Regions from separate parts of the Homo sapiens genome. Here region 2 is linked to region 1. Evidence: read pairs that join two places in POLR2A ChIA-PET (ENCODE). Cell type or tissue: B cell. All regions are shown on one strand.

Evidence for each region. Peaks named below come from ENCODE experiments on the same cell type or tissue, not always from the same donor. Only the 100,000 strongest peaks of a DNase experiment are listed, where the experiment ranks them.
Region 2: POLR2A ChIA-PET joins it to region 1 with 8 read pairs; 2 of 35 experiments call an interaction of 5 or more read pairs at or near these places.

The regions. Positions count from the first base shown.
Region 1 is chr7:28,326,896-28,331,895 of GRCh38, forward strand. It overlaps a transcript of CREB5 not described here. Among named protein-coding and RNA genes, the nearest start is that of CREB5, 83 kb to the right of the region's middle. In B cell, no CTCF peak of the experiment used is centred here; DNase peaks (open chromatin) are centred at 2,356 and 3,296; H3K4me3 peaks cover 609 bases; H3K27ac peaks cover 400 bases.
Region 2 is chr7:28,163,138-28,168,137 of GRCh38, forward strand. The region is part of intron 1 of JAZF1 (JAZF zinc finger 1); the gene reads right to left. Among named protein-coding and RNA genes, the nearest start is that of JAZF1-AS1, 15 kb to the right of the region's middle. In B cell, no CTCF peak of the experiment used is centred here; a DNase peak (open chromatin) is centred at 2,304; H3K4me3 peaks cover 1,387 bases; H3K27ac peaks cover 4,144 bases.

The DNA of each region.
Region 1 (5,000 bases):
ACTTTGGCAGGTAGGTCATGAAGTCAGGCAGATCACGAGGTCAGGAGTTCAAGACCAACCTGGCCAACACGGCGAAACCCTGTCTTGAGTAAAAATACAAAAAATTAGCCGGGCGTGGTGGCAGATGCCTGTAATCCCAGCTACTTGGGAGGCTGAGGCTGGGGAATCATTTAAACCTGGGAGGCAGAGGTTACAGTGAGCTGAGGTCAACCCATTGCACTCCAGCCTGGGCGACAGGGTGAGACTCCATCTCAAAAAAAAAAAAAAAAAAAAGGAAACCGTATTTAGTAGATTTTATCTGAATATGATTCTGGAATGTGGAGTAGGCACAACCAAGTGAGAAATGCTTATTTATCTCTGGTATGTTATGCATTAGCCATATTCAAGAGTTGTAAATTTTGGCTCCAAGAAATGCTTCCAACCCATGAATCTGCATTTTGTCATGTACCTCAGAGTGACTTGATGACCTGCCTCATACATTGTAGTAAAACACCATGGGCTGCTCTAAAGGAAATGAGATTTAAATATATAGGCCTAACACTCATCTGCAATTCAGCGGCATTCCTTGCACATAGAAGGTGTTTGATAAAAAATGATTATTTGAATTAAAATTCATTTATATAACTCATCTTCTGCTGTAGTATGTGTTAAGATACTTATTAATAGCATTACTTATTTGTCTCTGCCCTTCCCACTTCTCCCATAATTGGGCATTTCTGTTGCCTTTGCAATCTGATCTCTTGAGAGTTTTTAATTCTTTTTTGCCTTTTTCTTTTTATCATGGCCGCACTTCCTGCTGAACAGTCTTGGCAAAAACATTCTTCTTCCTTTTAACATCTGTAAATATAGGTTCTCAGAATTTCACTGAAATAATTTTTGTACCTCCCCCTGAGAGAGAAAATGCTAACACAGATATTAGAAATTGTTTATGAGGCCTGATGTGTGGCAGATAAGATGGCTTCTTCAAGACTCAATTTGGGGATAAATGAGTTACTTTATATTCCACTTCCTTTTTCAAAAAACAAGTCTGGTTTTGTTCAGACCCCTTATTACATTTAGCCTCTGCTCTCATAATCCATCAAAATTACTAGCTGAAAGATCAAAAAATAAAAATCTTCTGGTGTAGATTGAGAATGTTCCGGTTTTCAAGCCTGCTGTTTAAATAGCTGCAGCACCCCTCAAACACATGGGCCTATCTCCTACTTGCTTCTAGGATTTCCTGCAAACCAGAGTCAGTTGTCTGCAATATCAAGTGAACTCAGAAGAATGGATGAGAACAAGCTACTCCTTTTGCGTGGCAACTTTTCATGACTGCATTCAATCTAAGCCCATCATCCTCATTCAGTTTTAGCCTCCCTTCTTAGTAAAATCCAATTTATAAACTTTATTGTCATGTCTATAGTTGGCCACAAGAAAGAACTAAGAAACAGAGCAGTTGAGACAGATTCCCACACAAAAGGGTTATGACTGTGTCTCAACTGTCATTTTTGGTAAGGCACAGACCTCATTTTCAAATCGTTTCAAGTATCTTTGGCAAGAGAAAAGCCTTCAAACAAGGTGTGTGAATGAATGACTAAGTGCTGTGTATTTTTAAGGTGTGGCCATGTTTCCACCTGGCTTTTCTTCTTTTCCATTAGGATGCCCTGTCAAAAGGCTTTTAAATGCTTATTCTAAATAATAAAAATAATGATAAGAATAATATTTGCTGAGCACTTATTATCTGCAACGACTCTTCCAAGTTTAGAGGGCGTCTGCTATATGTATAGCCATATACCGTCATTAGGCACTCTGCTTCTGGGAAGTGGTTCTCAAACTTATCAAAAGTAATCACCTGCTTAAAAGGCAGATCACTACCAGATATCTGATTAGTGTGCTTAGGATGGGGCTCAGGAACTGAAAATATTCACAAGCGGCTGGCAAAATTCAGCTATGATGGGTCAAACTTTGAAAACCACGGCTTAGGGTATTGAGAGGGCTCTTGGCTGTCACTGTATACACTATGATGTGATGGATAGTATTGCTGGAGAGCCATATGCAAGTACACTTTTGGTGAAGCCAGTTGAATTTTGCCGGTGACTTACCCTCTCCTTTCTGAGAGGTATGTGTCATCTGTTCTTTTGTTATGTCAAGTAACACAGGTGTCTGTAAACATCACTTCAGTGTAACCCATGAAACTCTCTGTTCAGAGGAATATCTCACTGGTTCATTCTGTAAAGCTGAGAATCAGTTTCTGGGGTAAATAACCACCCTTAATAGATGAATAGGGATTAGCATATGGGGAAATTTCTCACAGAAAGGGAACCACCATTCTATCTCATGGAACCATGACAATTGTCAAATCTACGAGCTGAAATCACTGGGGTTCCCTTTTTTGGCATCATGCGCTTCATCACTACAGAAGTGGTTCTGGTTTTGCTGCTAGCAGATCACAGACTGAGGTAGAGGCTGTGTTTGCATTTCCAGAAATTTCTAGAGTTCATCCTCCTACTGGCCTTCCAGCTGCAGAATGGGGTAACGCTGGAAAGAATAGACTGAATTGGGGCCGAAGCCTCTCAGGCTGGCTCAGTGCCCAAGGTTCTTGCATTTGGAAAACAAATGTAAATTCAAATTGTAAACATTCCCAAAAATCAAAATGATATTTTTGACTTCTCGCCGACTTGTTTAAACTTTTCAACTTCTTTCTTTTAAAAAATCGAATTGCTGGAATATGGTGTGTGAGATTTTAGAGCCAGCATTTCTTCCCACCACTGAAAAAAGTTCCCTAGAATGAGAACTTTTGCATCCAGTTTTAGCCATGAAAGGGTTCAGCTCTCTGTCAAAGATAACACTGTAATTCTCCCCACATAATGTGATGATTTATGCCCTTGGCACCTTACAGTGTTAACAGGACAGAGGGGCATGAATTCTCTGTTGTTAATACAGAAATAGTTCTCACAACTTTAGCTGTGCCATCCCATGTGGCACTGGTCAGAGAAGTAAAACCAAACCAAACAATTCCAATAAGAGCAGATGCTTAAGTACTTTTTACACTGATGGGTTTGTGGAGCTGTTTTCTCTTAAGGATGGAATAATTTGAAACACCTTTCCCACCAGTTCATCCACTCTGGCAGCAGCTAAGCAGCTCCATGGGACCTCCCTACTCTTGATGCCTGCAAGGTTAGGTCCCCTGAAGGGCGAGCGTGGCCCAAGATGCCCTTGCTTGGCCACAGGTTTCAAAGGACATCTGCAAATCATTGTGCAAAACTGAAAAGTACAAATTCACCACAGCCCGATTCTCTCGTGTTGCATGTGATATTTCCTGTTTTGAAGGTTTCCTTGGTATCGTACATTGGCTGTGAAACGCCAGCTGCTCTAAGTGACTCAAATTTATAGATCCTTTGATCAATTATCTTGTCATGTTACTCAATTGCTAGATAATTGAGAGGAGGGTTAAACTCTCTCCTTATGTAAATATGACTTAATTGTTTAAAAATTCTGTCTTTTAGCTTGTGCTAAGAGAACCTTACTTTTTTTTTTTTTTTTTTTTGCATATTTAGTTTGCATCGTCAGAGGAACCTTTTCTCCCTAATGATATCCCATAGTGCTTTGCAGGTAGACCAGACTGGAAATATTATTAATGACAGATTGAAAGTAATAGAGTGACTTATCTAAGTTTTGCATTCTTTGATGATTCATTTAGTTTGTAATACGCTTAGATCTTTGCAAAACAGAATAGTGAAAGTGAAGCAGCAAAAAAAAAAACAACCACAGACTATGAACTGAGTCTCCCAGCTGAAGGGCAGGTTGAAAGCAGCAGCACAAATTTTTATCAGGTTCTTGTATTTTCCTTCGTGGTACAAATTCCAAAGTGATGGTTAGGGTGTAGGTATGGTCATAGAGACACATTCAAATTTGCAGTAATTGGACTTGTTTTTCCTAAAAGCCAAAATGGCTGGAAAAATATCCAAGGAAATTTGTGGTATTATGACATTGGTGCGTCATGTGCTTGTGAAGCTTAACAAATATTTCTTTGCTAATCCTGACACTTATCTCATGAAAATCCTCATCTAGCCCCTGCTTGCAAACTTCCAAGGACAGGGTATTTACTACCTTGTGGGGACAGACCTGGTTCACTATGAATCAGCTGTATCAGTTACAATGCTTCTTCTCATTAGTGAGGCCCACTTTGTTCCCCTGAAGTTTTATCCATTTATTCAATAATTGAGTTCACAGTTACTGAGCACTACCCATTAATGACCATAACATGGTTCTTAGTTTTGAGGGAGTTCTAGTTCAGTATTCCTCAACCATTTTTTTTTATTATCGCTACCTTAAGGAGCCCTTTTAGATTTTTTCCTCCCTAATCACCCATCCATCCCATGAAAATTCAATACCATAGTTTGGTGTTCCTAAGACATTTTTTATTATTGTTCCCTTAAGGAGCCGTTTTAGAATTTTTCCCCTAATTTCCTCTCCATCTCATGAAAACTTAATATTGTAGATCTGTTTATGTGCTATAGGTATACCTGTGCTTATTATATAAAAAAGTAAAGTCTTTTTTTGCCCCTCATGAACCAATTTCTGCCCCTTGGGGAAGAGAATGCATGGTCTAATGGGAACTACTACAGACGTGTGCAAATGACTAAAATCTTGTATGGGGATGCCAGCATACTCTTCCCTCTGTCCTTGTTCTTTTACTCCTACACTTTGCACATGCTTTTAGAAAGAATTTTGGGAGGCCAAGGTGGGTGGATCACTTGAGGTCAGGAGTTCGAGACCAGCCTGGCCAACATAGTGAAACCTCAACTCTACTAAAATAAAAAAATTAGCTGGGTGTGGTGGCTCGCACCTGTAATCCCAGCTACCCTGGGGGCTGAGGCAGGAGAAGTGCTTGAACCCAGGAGGTGGAGGTTGCAGTCAGGCGAGATTGTGCCATTGCACTCCAGCCTGGGTGACAGAGCAAAACTCCATCTCAAAAAAAAAAAAAAAAAAAGCTTCTTTCATATCTTATTTTAATTATT
Region 2 (5,000 bases), 160 kb before region 1:
GTTTAACATGTGCCCCTCACACATCAGCCTTATATGGCAAATATCCTATTCCTCAGTTTGCACATGGAAAAATCATACCTTAGTAAGTTGCCCAAGGTCACACAGCAGTCCAACCAGAACCTGGGACAACTGACATCAGAGACAGCTCTCTCAGCCACAAGAAGGTGTGATATACAGTGGGAGAAAGGGAAAAAGAGGTTCCCAACTGGCTGGGCTGTCCTTTTCCATCCTCCATGACATCGACTTGGAACTGGGGAAGAGAAGGGGCACAGGAACAAGTGGCAAAGCACCCCAAAATTCTTAAAGCTCTCTATGCTAGGGGAGGGCATCACAGGAAGCATCCCTTAACCTTCTCAGCCTGGCCAAGCAGCTCAGGAATTGAGAACACAAGTACAGAAGACTGGGCAACCCAAATTAAAGCCTTTAGGTTCTTAAGGAACCTTGTAATAAAAAGGGGTCATCCCTAACCAAACAAGCAGGTTCCCCTATTCTTTGTGGCCAAGGAGAAATCATTTAATTGCTTTTTCTCCCCTTCAAGTCCCAATTTCCCTGCCTGAAATGCTTATTAACTCCTCCATGGGGAGTTACAACATATGCGTCCCAAGCCCTCTGGGATGTCGTAGGGACAGCAACCTCCTGTTTAAAGAGTACCGTGGTCACTTTAGGAGAAAATTTTTATCTCTGTACTAAACATCAAAATCCTTTTGGACTCTTCCTATTTCTGATAAAATGCATCCATAATAGATTGGATTACTGTTCACTCACAGCTCTCCCTCCTCAAAAGAAACATACTTCCTTGACCTAATAATTCTGGCCTTGGCCATATTACTTAATTTGGCAAAAAGAATGTTATGTGCATGATGTGAATAGAGGCCTTAAATAAGCTTCTGTGGTTTGGCTTGACACTTGAGCTCTAGTAGTCCACCATGAGAAAACCATGTCCCTACTAGCTGCTGCCCCTTCAGCCTGGTTCCCAGAAGGAACATCTGTGACCAGATGTGAGCCCAACCCACAGCAGATTAGCTGACCAGCAGCCTAACACAGAGCCACCCAGCTGAACCCAGCCTCAATCAGCCAAACCACAGTGCCCCTGCAGACCAGATAGCATTAATGCTTATTGTCTAAAGCTACTGAGTTTTGGGATAGTTTGTGATGCTTCATTATTGTAGCAGCAGCTGATCATCATTTTAATTTAGGAAAGGCTAAATTACAGGTACGAATATATGTATCTTGGCATATCTCACACTCTGATTTTTCTCTTGAACTTCATTGACTGCATGGGCATCCTGTCACTCAAAGCACACTACTTTCAATTACTTGAACAAAGATGCTGACAGGTTAAAATACAGATAACAGGTCCAGATGTCCTCGGTAAAACAAATGGCTTATTCTGACAGTAAAGTGTTTCCACTAACATCTCTCCATAACATGCAGATGTGAAAGAAAAAAACTGTTCATGGAATTCATAAAATACTACCTTTCAGAATTAAAGAAATGGCACTGTGATGGTGAAATAGTATCTTCAGAGGTGGAATCTATACAATCTCCCTCAGTACTTCTTCTCAAATAAAATACATGTTACGTTACTGCTTTCAAGACCATTCTCCTCCCCTGCCCCCATTTCTGGCAGTCTCATAACCACTAAAATCTATGCAGATTTCACAAAGCTACTGAAGAAATTTTTTAAAAGAAATCTATGGGCTCTCAGTTTGAAAAATGTACCAAACATTATTTTTAATACAACACACTTGGCTCGGCATGTGGCTCACATCTGTAATCCCAGCACTTTGGGAGGCCTAGGCGGAAGGATCACTTTAGCCCAGGAGTTTGAGACCAGCCTGGGCAACACAGGGAGACCCCATCTCTACAAAAAATATAAAAATCAGTCAGGTGTGGTGGTGCGCACCTGTAGTCCCAGATACTCAGGAGGCTGAGGTGGGAGGATTGCTTGAGCCGGAGAGGCGGAGGCTGCAGTGAGCCAAGATGGTGCCACTGCACTCCAGCCTGGGTGACAGAGTGACACTCTGTATCAAAAGAAAAAAACAAAAACAAAACAAAAACAACAACCTTATTTTTCATTCCCACTTCCAAATAGCAAACACTAAATAAATTACATTAGTCAAGTGAGTTACATTAGCCAAAAATTTTTATTTCAATACAGAACACAAAAAGTAAATAGAGCTTTTAGAATTAAAAAACAAGCAAACTAGATTTAAAGAGAACTAGAGTGCCAGTTAGGGCTTCTCAGGTCCCTAGGGGCTTTGAAGGTGGTAATGGGGCTTTGAGCTATTTGAATGTTATAAAAAAGCAGAATGGAAACTAACCATAACGAAGTCACACAACATTCCACATCATCCTTTGGGGCTGGAATTAGGTTCCCTCCGTGTGGTAACATTGTCTGACACAAGGCTACACATGCAGGTCCCAGCTCCCTCTCCTATCCCACCCCCTCAAACACACCAGATACTCCAGTCTCAGGCCCTTGCAGCCTCTGCCTGGAACATTCTTCCCCTAGATGCCCCAATGGCTCATTCACTCCCCTTCATTGAGCTTCACTGAACTTCATTCAGACCCCTTCTGAAATGTTTCCCTCTCAAAGAGGCCGTCCCAGACCACTTTATCTCAAACAGGCCTTTCAACCTCTCTCTCCTGACTCGCTGTATTTTTCTTCACAAGGTTATGACTGTTTGAAATTAGCTCATGTATTGTGTTTTGTCTGCTTCTTCCATGAGCATGAGGCTTTAACTGTGTAGTTCACTACTATAACCCCAGCTCCTAGACAGTGCCTGCATAGTTGGCACTCAATAAATAGTTACTAAACGCATAAATTGGGTGTTTGAGATGTTGCTGCATGAAAAATAAAAAAAAAGCATTTAATTACTTATTAAATCAGCCTGTTTTGTTAGACAAAATCTTTCAAGAAATAGAACCCATGAGAAGGGAGAAGGAAAATTAACAAAAGAGGCCCTTGGTTACATATATATATATATAAAAAAAGTTGGAAACCACTTTCTTACTCAACTACTGCTGAGTCAAATAAGCCTGGACCAGCTGCTTAACTGTATCAGGGCAATATATTCTATAAGACTAAAAATGATTTCAAGTGATGTTGACAAAGATTGTTTAGGAATAAAGTATTTTAAATATTCTCTGCAATAAGTAAACAACTCATATATTGCTGTGCAAGCTTCTAAAACAAGGCCCAGCCTGGGGTTTTCCTGAGAAGCTTCCAGTGTTTAAGTCTGTAACATTTCAAGGACTATTATTAAAGAGATGCACAGCCCCTTAAAGAGGAAGGCATGGCATTTTGTGAGTCCTAGAGTCATGTTCTCGGATTTCTTCATAAAAGCCCTACAAATCTTTCGAATGATTCACCACAAACCTTTACAAACCACACATATAAAATCATCTCTTGTTTTTTCCATTGCTTGGTTGTTGCAACATGTAATAATTATGTTTTCTGCTTATATAGATTAACAAACCTCTCTAGACTCTTGAAATGCCTTCTTTCCGAAAGAGAAAACTATATTTATCAAACATGGAAGTATTTTTCTAATCACATGATCTAATGTCTCAAAAACTTAAATCTGGATAAACAATACTAAATTAAGGCTGCTATATTTTCAAACAGCAAGAATTTGTGTGTGGAATGTTTTAACAGCTCATGAATTCCTACGACCACTCAGTATGACTTACACAAACACAAACCAAAACTCTACCAGGGAAATCAAATTTCACCTAATATCTCCAAGGTAAAATATTTAACAAAAAGCAGAAATGTATATGGTTATTTTGATTGTTTTTCTCCCATCATATTATGGAAATATGAAGAGGACAGGAGACTTTGAGGAGTATGTGGCATAGGGAGCATCACCATGGATGCAAAAAAAAGGTAAATCCTATCAGTGTTATAACATGTGTGGGGGCTTCCTGATCTCCAGGCCCTTCATAGTCATGTTTCTACTTAATCCTCATAACAACACTGGGAGATAAATACTATTCCCATGCTCATTGCACAGAAGCTGAGGGCTACAGGAATTAAATAAGTTGGCCAAGGTCACGTAGCCTGTGGGATTCCAGGGTCATGCATAACCGCTTCACAGTAAAACCTCCACCCCAGCCTCCTGCAAAAGACAAGGAAGGGAAATGACCAGACAGCTTTCTTTTCTTCAGAATTCACCAGCTAGCACACTGAATATAGGTGGTGTCTCACAAAACACTGTGATATGTGCATACTATCACCCCATCTTAGAGAGGAAGAAAATGAGGCACAGGGAGGTTCTATAACTTGACAGGAGCAAAGCCAGGATCACAAGTGAGGCAAGCGAGCTCCAGGAACCTCACACTGAACCACAGCTTACTGCTATTCTCTCAACTTTTCTCGTCCAAGCACCTGCACTCACTCAAGACTTAAAATTTTCATCGACAGAATTAGCTAGTTGGCCTAGATCATCTGTAAGTTTCCTTTCCATTTTTAAATGATAAGATGCTCAATTCACCTGCAAAAGGGTTTTTGCCACAATAAAAACACTCTGGAGAGAGTGTTTCAGTGGTCCTGCTTTTTTTCCCAGGGGAAGGAAATGGTACTGATAATAATCTTAATACACTTTTAGGATTAAGGCTTATCATTTTAGAATTTGGTATAAAAGAAAAAGTTTTAATTACAATGTTTTCATGTTAAAAAATAGTTAACTGCTTCATAAAGAACAATGGAAATTTTGAATAAAAACCACTATAAGCTACTATTCTTTTCATTTTCTGTAGTTCAGATAGCTTCTTTGCAGGAAGCAATGGTATACAAGGTTTACTTTGCACCCCGCCATTCATACGTGCTTCATTAAAGCACATGGCCTGTCATCAATGGCTCTTATTAAACACAGTGATTGGGTGGAGTGGAGCAGTTGTCTTGCACAATGTTTTTAAACCCATCTGTATTAGTTACCAGCATTTAAAGATGAGTTTCGGCCGGGCGCAGTGGCTCATGCCTGTAATCCCAGCAC